2 separate regions of the Mus musculus genome follow, and region 1 is linked to region 2. The links are chromatin contacts, found by Hi-C or POLR2A ChIA-PET in ENCODE. All regions are on one chromosome and are shown on one strand. The core of a region is the stretch at or near the end of the contact, and the rest is flanking DNA. Distances in the headings are between cores, read along the strand shown. Region 1 holds the start of Ddx59 (DEAD box helicase 59). Region 2 has its middle 34 kb from the start of Ddx59.

Region 1 (4,947 bases), core at 1,261-3,760, 34 kb before region 2:
TTATAACTTTAATATGCTATGCCCGTTCCTCCAAACCCCGAGAGGCTTAGCTGACATAAGCTACGGCTCATCCATCTGGTAAGCAGGGTTTTGCCTGCAGATCAAAACTTTGTTCTTTTATAGAAAAGCTGCTAAAAATAAAATGTCTTGTAAGGAAATTAATTTTTAGACCTGCCAGGAAGAGAGATCTTTGGTTCAGCAATAAAAGGAATATTCTTTGAAGTGATGTTTTCACACACGAAACAAAGCAAAGTCACCGGCACCTTGGTGACTTAATTCGCAAATGCTAAGCAGCAGCGTGCAAGTTTATCAGTTACACACAATGAAACTCGGTAAATCCCGCGTCTGTTTCAGAGAGGAAGACATGTCAGATTGGTAAATTACCTCAGAGAAAGCTCGGATAATAACAGGCAGGAGAAAAGCAGCTGTTTTCCCTGAGCCAGTGTCAGCGCTGGCCAGAATGTCCCTTCCCAGGAGCCCCACAGGAATCATCTGCATCTGGATGGGGGTTGGCACTTCGTAGCCTGATTTCTTCAAGTTCTGATTTAAGGTCTCAGGGAAGCCACAGTGCTCGAAGTCGATAATGGGCCTGGCAACGTCTTGTCCTTGAACTGAGATTCCTAGCTGCTGTTTAAGGGTTTCAATCTGGTCCTCCTTGAGGGTCACAATAAAGGGGTGCTCTTTGTAGACATAAAAGGCATCCAGTGGGGACTCTGGCTCGGCAGCCACTCTCTGTGGGCTGCTGGGTCTTAATGATCCTTCCCCTTCCTTAACTTGTAGCAGATGCTTCGCTTTGCACTCCAAGCTACACACGTCTTCGTCCGTCTTGTCACAGATATACTCTCCATAACGACCGCAGACGACACATACAGGCTCCCCAGGCTCTGGCCACCGCTGGGTTTTAGAAAACGACTTTACAGGCTCTTCAGATGGGTGGCTGTCCTTCACACCCTCATCAGGTCCTGTGGAAGAAACCTCAGCCAACTGGCAAGAAGGACTGTTGGTGCTTGATGCATGGCCGGGCTTGTCTGCTGTGACAGCTTCCTCAGTGACTGATGTGTGGACCGGAGTATCTCTGTCTCCCTCCACCTGAAGGCCTCCTGCTTCTGGCTTGCTTTTTTTAGCTTCACCGCTTTTGAGGTCATCATTAGAACTCCTCTTGATTTTCAAAGATCTTGGAACAAACATTCTTCAACATTCTGTTGAGGAAATTGCACCATGAGATATATTTTACCCTCAATTAAGCTCCCATGTTAGCCCATACGATGTTGTGTCAGAGAATTTTACTCAGGGCAATAGTGAAGCCGTCATGTCCCTACTTAAGCCAACTTCCACTTATCAATTTCCTCTGGGGGAAGGGATACAGTCTTTTTCCTCAGACACTGCCCTATGAAACACTGCCTACGGTTCCCCACAACCTTGCTGTGCACGCCACCTGTTTCTGTTGACCCATCACTTGTACTATTATGGAGCAGGTATTATAGAAATTCTACAGCATATCCTTCAATTGCATTTTCACACAAGAAGATACTTCACAATTAAGAATCTTAAAAAAATCAAAACAACAGTTCAAAAGGGGAAAATGCAATTATATTTATATACATAAGAGTGCTCATTCTCCGTCGTTTTTTGCTAATCTTCACAACCTGGGAAAGTAGGTCACTGCAACCCTAAGTTCATATATGTATATATTTACATGATATACATATCAGGTAGCATAATCGATACATGTATATTGAATGATTGGGAATGTACTTCAGTGGTAGAGTGCTTTGCTAGCAAGTGAGAGTCTGAGTTCCACATTCCAAAGAAAAACACTGATATATACACACACACAGAAGCAGATGAAAACTCCAGCCACCTAGGAATTAAGTTTATTTATTCAAATAACAATTCCTAAGTGTTAGAAACCAAGTATTCCTGCTCTGGAGAACAAATTAGTGATTGGGGAAAGAATGTTTAACATTTTGGGACCATGAAATAAACTTAATTTTCTCAAAAACAAAACAAAACTTAAGAAATCGCTAGTACCCATTTTCTATTAAAAAAAAAAAAAACCAACAAAAAACATGGCACCCAAACCGCCTGAAGCTTCTGAGGAGCGGGAATGGGTGGGGCGCTCGGGGCGGCAGAGCCGACAACCTCCTCCTCCGGCTCCAGGCAACGCCCGCATCCCGCGCATTCCCGCCCTCCCCACCCGCCCGCGGGCCCGCGCTCCAGGCACGCGCACGTCACGAGGACCCCGGCGAGCGGCGTGACTTAGTCCGCAGCCGCCGTCCAGCACGCAGGTTACGCCGGAGCACAGGAGCGGGAGCCGGAGGCCCGAGGCCCGAGCTGCCAGGGCGGCGCACGCTCACCCGCGCGGACCGGGCCGCGTCCGTTCCCGCTCGGGCCGCTCCGGTCCAGGCGCAGGGCCGAGTTTCCGGCCGAGTAGCCGGGAAGCTCCGCAATCCCAGCCAGGGTTTGAGGGCCCCGCGCCTGCGCACAGCGGGAGGCGGAGCTTCATCTGGCCACGCCCTCGCGGTGACGCGCTGCGGAGGGCGGTGCACAGGGTAGCGGGCAGATGTGGGAATCCTTTTGGAAGGCTCTAGCATGGAGTAGGCTGGTGAGAAAGGATTGCCAGGAAGGGCGGGGCCCTCCACGCTTAGAAAGTGGGAAGTTTGAGTGGGCCAGGAAAACCTCCTGTCAGATACTGAGAATAACTCGAGAATCCGAGCAACTTGATATGGCGTAGTTAATATGCCAAATATTCATAGATGCAGCACTCCGCCCCGCGCTGTGTAAACCAAAACTAAAACCAACCTTCAAAGTCTCCCTAGTTCCAACGGGTGGCCTTCACTTTGCCAACTTCTGGAACAGCCTGACAGGTCCCAGGACTTGCACTTCTGTTGGGGTGGGGAGGAAGTTGGACAGGAGAAGCAGGGAAATAGAGGTGAGGTTTTGGGTGTTATTTTTTTTTGAAAGATACATTTCGACCCAATATTTGATGCATACAAAATTAATTTACCAGCTACGTTAAGTGTGAAAATACTAATAAAACAAAACTCTGACTTTTATGTTGGCATTAGTAAATTAATAAACGCTAAAGCATTTCTGTATCGGATTCTACTTGCTTCGTTATGGTGTGTGGGTGTGTGTTCAGCTTGCCATTTTTGGTAGATACATTTGGCTGACAATGTTTTGTTTACCTTTTGAGCGTTATAAAAATAATGCATACCATATATATTTATGTATGTGTAGCCTTCCAGTATTTGCTTTAAAAAAAAGATTTATTTTATTTATATGAGTGCACTGTAGCAGTCTTCAGACACACCAGAAGAGGGCGTCAGATCTCATTACAGATGGTTGTGAGACACCATGTGGTTGCTGGGATTTGGACTCAGGACCTCTGGAAGAGCAGTCAGTGCTCCTAACCGCTGAGCCACCTCTCCAGCCCCAGTATTTCCTCTATTAACTTTTTTTTCTATGATTCACTGAAATGTACTATAGAAATTAACTTTACTGGTCAGATAAATGGGATACTGTTCCTGTCAAGACTGTACTTAGTTTCATAACACATGTGAATATGGGATCACGTTACATCCTTTGTCTATAGGACATACAGTAAATGTGTGCATTTTTCTGAGTTTGAAGGTTATAAACTTGCACTCTTACCTGAGTTTGCTGACATGTAATTTGCCTATTCCCAATATAAATAAATACTTTTGAACTTAATGTATATTCATAACTTTATTATTTTTTCTTATTTTGGTCTTCTAAGAAAGGGTCTCATGTCTGGCGTTAGACTCATTATGTACCAGAGTATGGCCCTGAACTTCTGATCTTCCGCTTCCACCTTCCAAGTGCTGGAGTTAACTGGCATGTGCCACATGGCCAGATTGTATCTTTTTATTTAAGTCTCTTCCAATCATATAAACTCCTGCCCCTACAAAGCCAGGCCACACCCCTGGTAATTGTAAACAAGGCCCCCAGATCACTGTCGTTGCCTCCAATAGAGAATCCCCTTTGTCCCTCGGAGGTGCACTGTAAGGTCAGAGGATTTAGAGGTGTTCAGCTTTGACTTTCTCTCTAAAATTTTTTAAAATTGTATTTGTTACTTGCAGATGAAGGTCAGAGCACAACGTTGGGAAGCCAGTTCTCTCTGCCTCGGTGAGGCAGCATCTCTTGTTCCTGCTATGTTGTGCATTCCACATAGATCAGTGCCTCATTCTGCCATCATCAGATAAAGTTTTCTCCAGAGAGAGCGAGACAGAGACAGAGACTCAATCTCCATCAAACCCCTCTTCTCAGGGTTCAGAGAGCCAGGGAGAAGAGACAGAAAGATTGTAAGAACCAGAGATGACCCTAGGAAAACAGTGTCTTCCAGACACAACAGCACTGACACACATATATGAACTCCTAGAAATAGGATGCTCAGGGCCTGAATAGGTTCAAGACAGATGGAGTCCTAGAACAGAGAAGCAAGAAGACATGAGCTCCTATTCCTAAGAAGCTGTCTCCAACTGATACCTGCTTGCAAAGAAAAAAATAACTTTCTCCACTGGAGTCTCACAGGGTGTACAAGCCAGCCACCCTTAACAGCCATCCCATGCCCAGCAGTGGATGACCAGATCAATGGTATTTTTGTAGACATTTTGTCTCATATTACTTTGTTTCTGCATTTTATGTCTAACTAGTCTTTTGCTTATATATTACAGTTTCTAGTTTTGTGTTATTATAGGTTTTGGGTTTTGTGTGTCTGTGTTCCCTTTTTTCTTTCTTTTTTAAAAATTCTGGTTTGTTTGCCTATTTGTTTCTGAAAAGAAAGAGAGAAAGAAAGGGATATGGTTGGTGGGTGGGGAGTTGGGAAGGATCTGGGAGGATCTGAGAGAGGGGAGACCAAGATCACAGTATATGGTATGAAAAATTATTTTCAATAAAAATAATAATTCTTATTTTATGTTTTGT
Region 2 (5,365 bases), core at 1,145-3,644:
TAAAAGAAACCAAGAGGAGAGAGAGAGAGAGAGAGAGAGAGAGAGAGAGAGAGAGAGAGAGAGAGAGAGAGAAGCAAGCAGAAGCTCTCAATACTTACAAGAAAGGACAAGCATCTACATACATAAAGAACAGCAATAAAGGGAAAGGAGCCCGCACCAAAATGGTCAAACAATGAATCAGGCAAACACTTACAGTCCCTGACAGCATAGGTATATTCTCTACACTACGCGTAGATCTCTAACAGAAAAGGAGTCCACGCATATCCTAAACTGGTCAGAGACCATACCATCTCCAGAAGAGTCATAAATGCCATGGACCACAGGTAAATATGGTCACACTTGCTGGTATTAGGAAAATAAACCTTAAAACAATAAACTATACTATTTTGTCCATTAGACTGTAAAAAGAACAACAGTGACCATGTTGTTTGGAAGTAGGAAGAAAAAGATAGCCATTAAGTATCTTTTTTGAGTTCTTTGGATAGGGATCCATTACTGTCTACTTAAAGCCACACACATGGCTTCAATGAACATGGTAATCTTTCTGGAAATCTGTTGCCTAGAAAGAAAAGTCCTGGGATCTCTGTGTAATGCCATTTGGTCCACTTTAGGGCTCAAAGAGACTCTGTCTCAGAAAACAAGGTGGCTGGCTTCTGAGGAACAGCATGTAAGGTTGGCCTCTGACCTTCACACACACACACACACACACACACACACACACACACGTAAATCCACAGACACAATGCACCCACATAAACAAACCTACGCTAACTTGTGCACACATGCACACACATTAATATTTTGTAAAATATAATCCAGTTTTTATAAATTATCAGTCATTTTTAATCTACATATCTGTTCATGGTTATAAATCTGGAGGAAAACAGAACTATTTCAGGCTGTATATACAAATTCTCTGCCCAAGAAGGGGGCGGGGTAAGTGAGGGGAACAGAAGAATAGAGAAGGAAAAGTAAATGATAGAGAAAGATAGATTGACGCTAGAGATGATAGTGGATGGACAGACTATAGGTAAACAGGCAAAACCAAATGAGCATGCCTAGGATATGTGACATTAACTCTCGGGAAATTCTGTGTGTGCGTGTATGCATGTGTGTCTATGTATGAGAGAAACAAAGACATGGAGAAAACATAAAGAGTTATTAGAACCAGGCATGCTGGCTCATGTCTGAAATTCCAACATTTGGGACGTTGAGATAGAAGACTTATAATGAGTTCAAAGCCAGCCTGGGCTAACAATAAGACCCTCTCTTATTGTTACAAAGAAGAAGTTAAAGACATTATAGATCCACTTTTACTATTTTCAGAGGTACTTATGATGCTCTGACAGGTGAAAAACTAAGTTAGGCTGTACATATTTGAACAGGAACACCTGTAAGAACGCTGGAAGTGGTATGTGGCACTCCAGCACTCCAGCATTCCAGCATGCAGCAGGCTGAGGCAGGAGCATTGCAAGTTTCATGCTGGGCAACAAGAGAGACCCTGTCAAGAAAAGAAAGAAGGGGAAAGGTAGGGAGAGAGGAGAAGGGAGAGTGTTAGAAAGTATTAGAAAAAGAAGAAATATTGCCACACAGTATGGAATCTTCAGAAGCCTATATGAAGTATGATTATATATGCCTGTGATGACCAACAAACACATCTCCAACGCATCTGAATGTGTATTTGAGTATTTAACAAGACATGGGAGCTAAAATGGAAAGACACTGAGGCAGCATGGAGAGGCAGCATGGAGAGGCAGCATGGGGAGGCAGCATGGAGAGGCAGCATGGAGAGGCAGCATGGAGAGGCAGCATGGGGAGGCAGCATGGAGAGACAGCATGGGGAGGCAGCATGGAGAGACAGCATGGAGAGGCAGCATGGGGAGGCAGCATGGAGAGGCAGTCTTGGCCTTGTCTTTCCATATACTTGTGCTGTGTTATTTCAGTTATTAATGGAAGCCTGGATTATTACCATGCCATCTTTAAAAGTCGAATGTGGAGCCTCTGAGAGAAAGTCAGCCCATCCCTTTCTGCACTGTGGTACAGGTGTGCATCCTAGCTGCACAGAGAGCACGTGCCACACACTGATTCTGAGGATAGCACCTAGGTGTGATGGGCTTAAAAGAATGGACATTAGAAAAGAATGTAGCAGCATCCAAATTTGGGCGAAGAGATGTACATTGAAACTTCTTGGGAAAATATTATATAGCAAGTGATAGAAAAGAAAACATGTCAGTGATCCCTAAGGCAGAGTTCAGAGAAAGGCTGACTCGACTCAATACGATTGGAAAGATGCTGTTCACAACAGGCAAAACCACAGCCTTTCAGGCCTAAGACCAAGACTCAACTCAGTTCAGGAAGCCAGAGAACCAGGCAGCAAGCCAAAGCTGTATTCAAGACACGCTGCAAAGGCCTATGGGAAAGCACCAGGGCCCCAGATCCACGGCAGAGATCTGCCCGCTCCCTAGCCTGTCTTCCTTCCCTTCCACAGATGCCTGTAGCCTCATCACAGGATGTAGAATGGGAGGTGTTTTCCCCCTCAAAACCTGAGCTTAAGCCTCAAAGCTGTGGACAATAGGTAACAAATGCCCCCTATGCCCAAAAGGAAGACCTAGAAACAGCCGTGGTGGCACTGAGAGTGATCGGTGCTATCACCATTTCCAGCTTCCGGAAGAAGAGATTCCACAATAAGATTCTTGGTAGCCAGAGAATTGTTGTGAGCAGGAAGCCTTATGTTTTCTATCACACCGAATCAAAGGCTGCCTCTTTTGGAAGGGGACCAAGTGACCTGATTTAGACGTTGGCTCTGACTACAAGAAGGGAGGGCTGCTATCTTATTTTCCAGCTGGAAGCTGGATGCCCCACTACCACAATGGACCACATAAGCACTTGGGGCAGAAAATGTTTCCAGGAAACTGGATCCCAGGAGATGAAAGTAGAGGCTTAGAGCCTCCCTCCCTCAGCGCAGGGATCTTAGCTAGCCATGGAGGAAGAGGGTTCAGTGGGAACTGCTAGCCTTTCCATCCAACAACACAGTGTCCTGTATGAACTCCATAGACACAGTGGTGAGCCACTACAAGAGTCTGCCTTGAAATCCTGCACCCCAAGAGCCATTTGCATAGGTGAGGAGAGTCCCTCAGCCATGGGTGACACATCTGAGGACTGAGTCGAAGAGGCCAGGGACAGTATTATGTGGAACACGGAAGGGGTTAGCAAGTCTTCTATGCGGTGTGAAGCAGAAGCATTCGAATGCCTGCCAAGCACTGGCTACCAAAGAAAACTACAGCCACGACCTTTGCCTCCGTCCCTCACCACCTTGTCCCCAACCCTAAGGAGGCAATGAATGACAAGTGGCATGGGTTGGGGGTGGGGTGGAGCAGACCTCTTACCCAGTGCTGGTTCCAAACTCATAGGTCTCACTTTTGAGAGCAGTTTACATTGGAAGAAGGATCCTCCGATTTAACTTGGATCTAGGCGAACACCCTAAAATTGTTCTGAGAACTACAGATCTTGCTCAATAAGAGTAATTTAAGAAGCAGAGAGTAGTAATCTTATTTAGAGCATGCTTGATAGGCAGTGGTCAATAGAATTGCTTCCTAACCCTTCAGGTGTCGGCCCCTCCAATGGTGGAGTTATACCTACACTATCTTTTGCCTTGACCAGCACGAACTGTCCTTGACCACCTGGACCTGAGACACTCTTCAACTTTATTTAATACTTTCCCCTCCATTCCAACCAAACAGTACACGTGAGTCCCAGTGTTGGTGACATTTCCTCCTATTGGAAAGAAAGCACTGCTGGCTGCCTTCCTGGGCCCTGCTCTGTCTAAACCCCACATCCTTCACAAAGCTTGGCTAGCTGGCTGGGATTCATAAAACAAAATAATAATAAAAAATACTGCTTTCTTCGCATATCATATTGCTGACTGACTGGCAATGTGACAATTTGTTCTACCCCACAACTACCTTTCAGCCACAATCCAATTGTCACTTGAAGAATGTCTCCACCGCACGTCGCCTTTGTCTGTTGTGTTGGTCCTCACCTTCACGCCTTGGCCTGTAACTCAGCATGGGCTCCCTAAGGACAACACGGTTAGCTTTTCACCGCTCTCCTCATCCTGTTGCCAGTGGTGGATTCTGGGTAAGTGTTTGCTGTGGGTGTTTATGTTGCTGATGATTCTGGCTTTGCTCTTTTCTCCGTATCAATACCTCACTTCCTGTGGCCCCTCTCAGTGCTGATTGCCCATAAGTTGTCTTCTGGATGACCTGGGAATGAGCCCCGAGCTGGCCGCTGGACCACGTTCTATGGACCAGGTTTCTAAAAGGGGTCTGTGCCACTTTCTCTATTTTTTTAAAAAACGGGAGCAACGGTATGTTTTCCTCTGCACAATCACTAATTATATTAGCAGAGCCAAACAAGATGACGTTAATTATATTTCTCTGTAAATCTGATTATGTATAATTAGCGCTCTGCAGGATCATTTCTGGGGAGATACGGAAATAACTCATCTAAGAGGCTTCTCAAAGGACTGTCACTTTTATCCTCTTTTCAGTTTAGAAATGAAGATTTCAGTCCTGTAGGAATAGAATAGCCGGGCCACGTATCGATTGTAATTCATTTCAAGGATTTGGGTAACGTGAGAAAAATCTTACCTCATCGCTCACTCTCCAAAGGTTAAAGAAATGATGACAACCTATTTTCTGTTTCCCGACTCTCAGCTAGTCCCAAGGAGAAGCCCACTGGGCCCTCCATCAGCCTCAGGTAGTTGAAGTAACAAGACCGACATCTGTTTTCAAGGAAAGCCAAGTGTCCTATTTCATCTGGAGATGAATATGTGAGGAGGGAAGATGAGATCATCTGGTGGGTTTTATTCACCATGCTAATTCCCTAAATAACCCAGCAAAGCCAACCCAGCAGTTAAATTACCTAACTCACCTGTCCGCATCTGACTGGGTTCGCTGATTCTGCAGATTCATCAACCAGGCCCCCACTTTCCCTCGGTTGCTTAAAAATAGGGCAAGGTAGCCCAAGTGTAACTGTTCTCCCACAAGGGGGACAATGCAGTTGGATATTGTACTGGCTATGCTTCTTCTTGCTTGCTTTTAGTGTAATATTGCATTCATTGTGGACAGAGACACCAAGGGTTTAGAGGACACTATTGTTCTTTACATGCTTTGACTCTAACAGATCAGGAGCCCAGTGGGATAAGAGGTCCTGGATTTTCTTACACAGTGTCACCCCTGTTCTCTTCTATGATGCTAACCTGTTAGGTTTATGACTAAATAGTATTTACTGTTTGTGTCTTTGCAGATTCTTTTGCTTCATAGATTATTCTTTAATGAGAAGAAAAGTTTACCCTAGAGAGTAT

What was found. A loop is a pair of places that touch in the nucleus more often than their neighbours do. ChIA-PET counts read pairs that join two places held with the same protein, here RNA polymerase II (POLR2A).
Region 1: a loop to region 2 is called in a map of heart, with 3 times the contacts of the local background. The contact joins the promoter of Ddx59 here to the enhancer-like site in region 2. A Hi-C loop is called at or near these places in 4 of 37 maps with a recorded cell type or tissue (gastrocnemius and heart). POLR2A ChIA-PET finds 5 or more read pairs at or near these places in 3 of 5 experiments (all embryonic stem cell).

Annotation. Positions count from the first base shown.
Region 1 is chr1:136,412,834-136,417,780 of GRCm38, reverse strand. Ddx59 (DEAD box helicase 59) reads right to left here and starts at 2,510. Exons shown (of 8, transcript NM_026500.3): 1 at 2,358-2,510; 2 at 385-1,199. The coding sequence starts at 1,188. It overlaps 9230116N13Rik (RIKEN cDNA 9230116N13 gene), which reads left to right and starts at 2,262. Exons shown (of 3, transcript NR_024328.1): 1 at 2,262-2,932; 2 at 4,104-4,617.
Region 2 is chr1:136,378,799-136,384,163 of GRCm38, reverse strand. No RefSeq gene overlaps it. Among named protein-coding and RNA genes, the nearest start is that of Ddx59, 34 kb to the left of the region's middle. Within about 2 kb of position 2,394, at least 1 of the 3 ENCODE cell types and tissues checked has a DNase peak (open chromatin) inside an H3K27ac peak, as active enhancers do; it is gastrocnemius, where a contact is called at or near this core.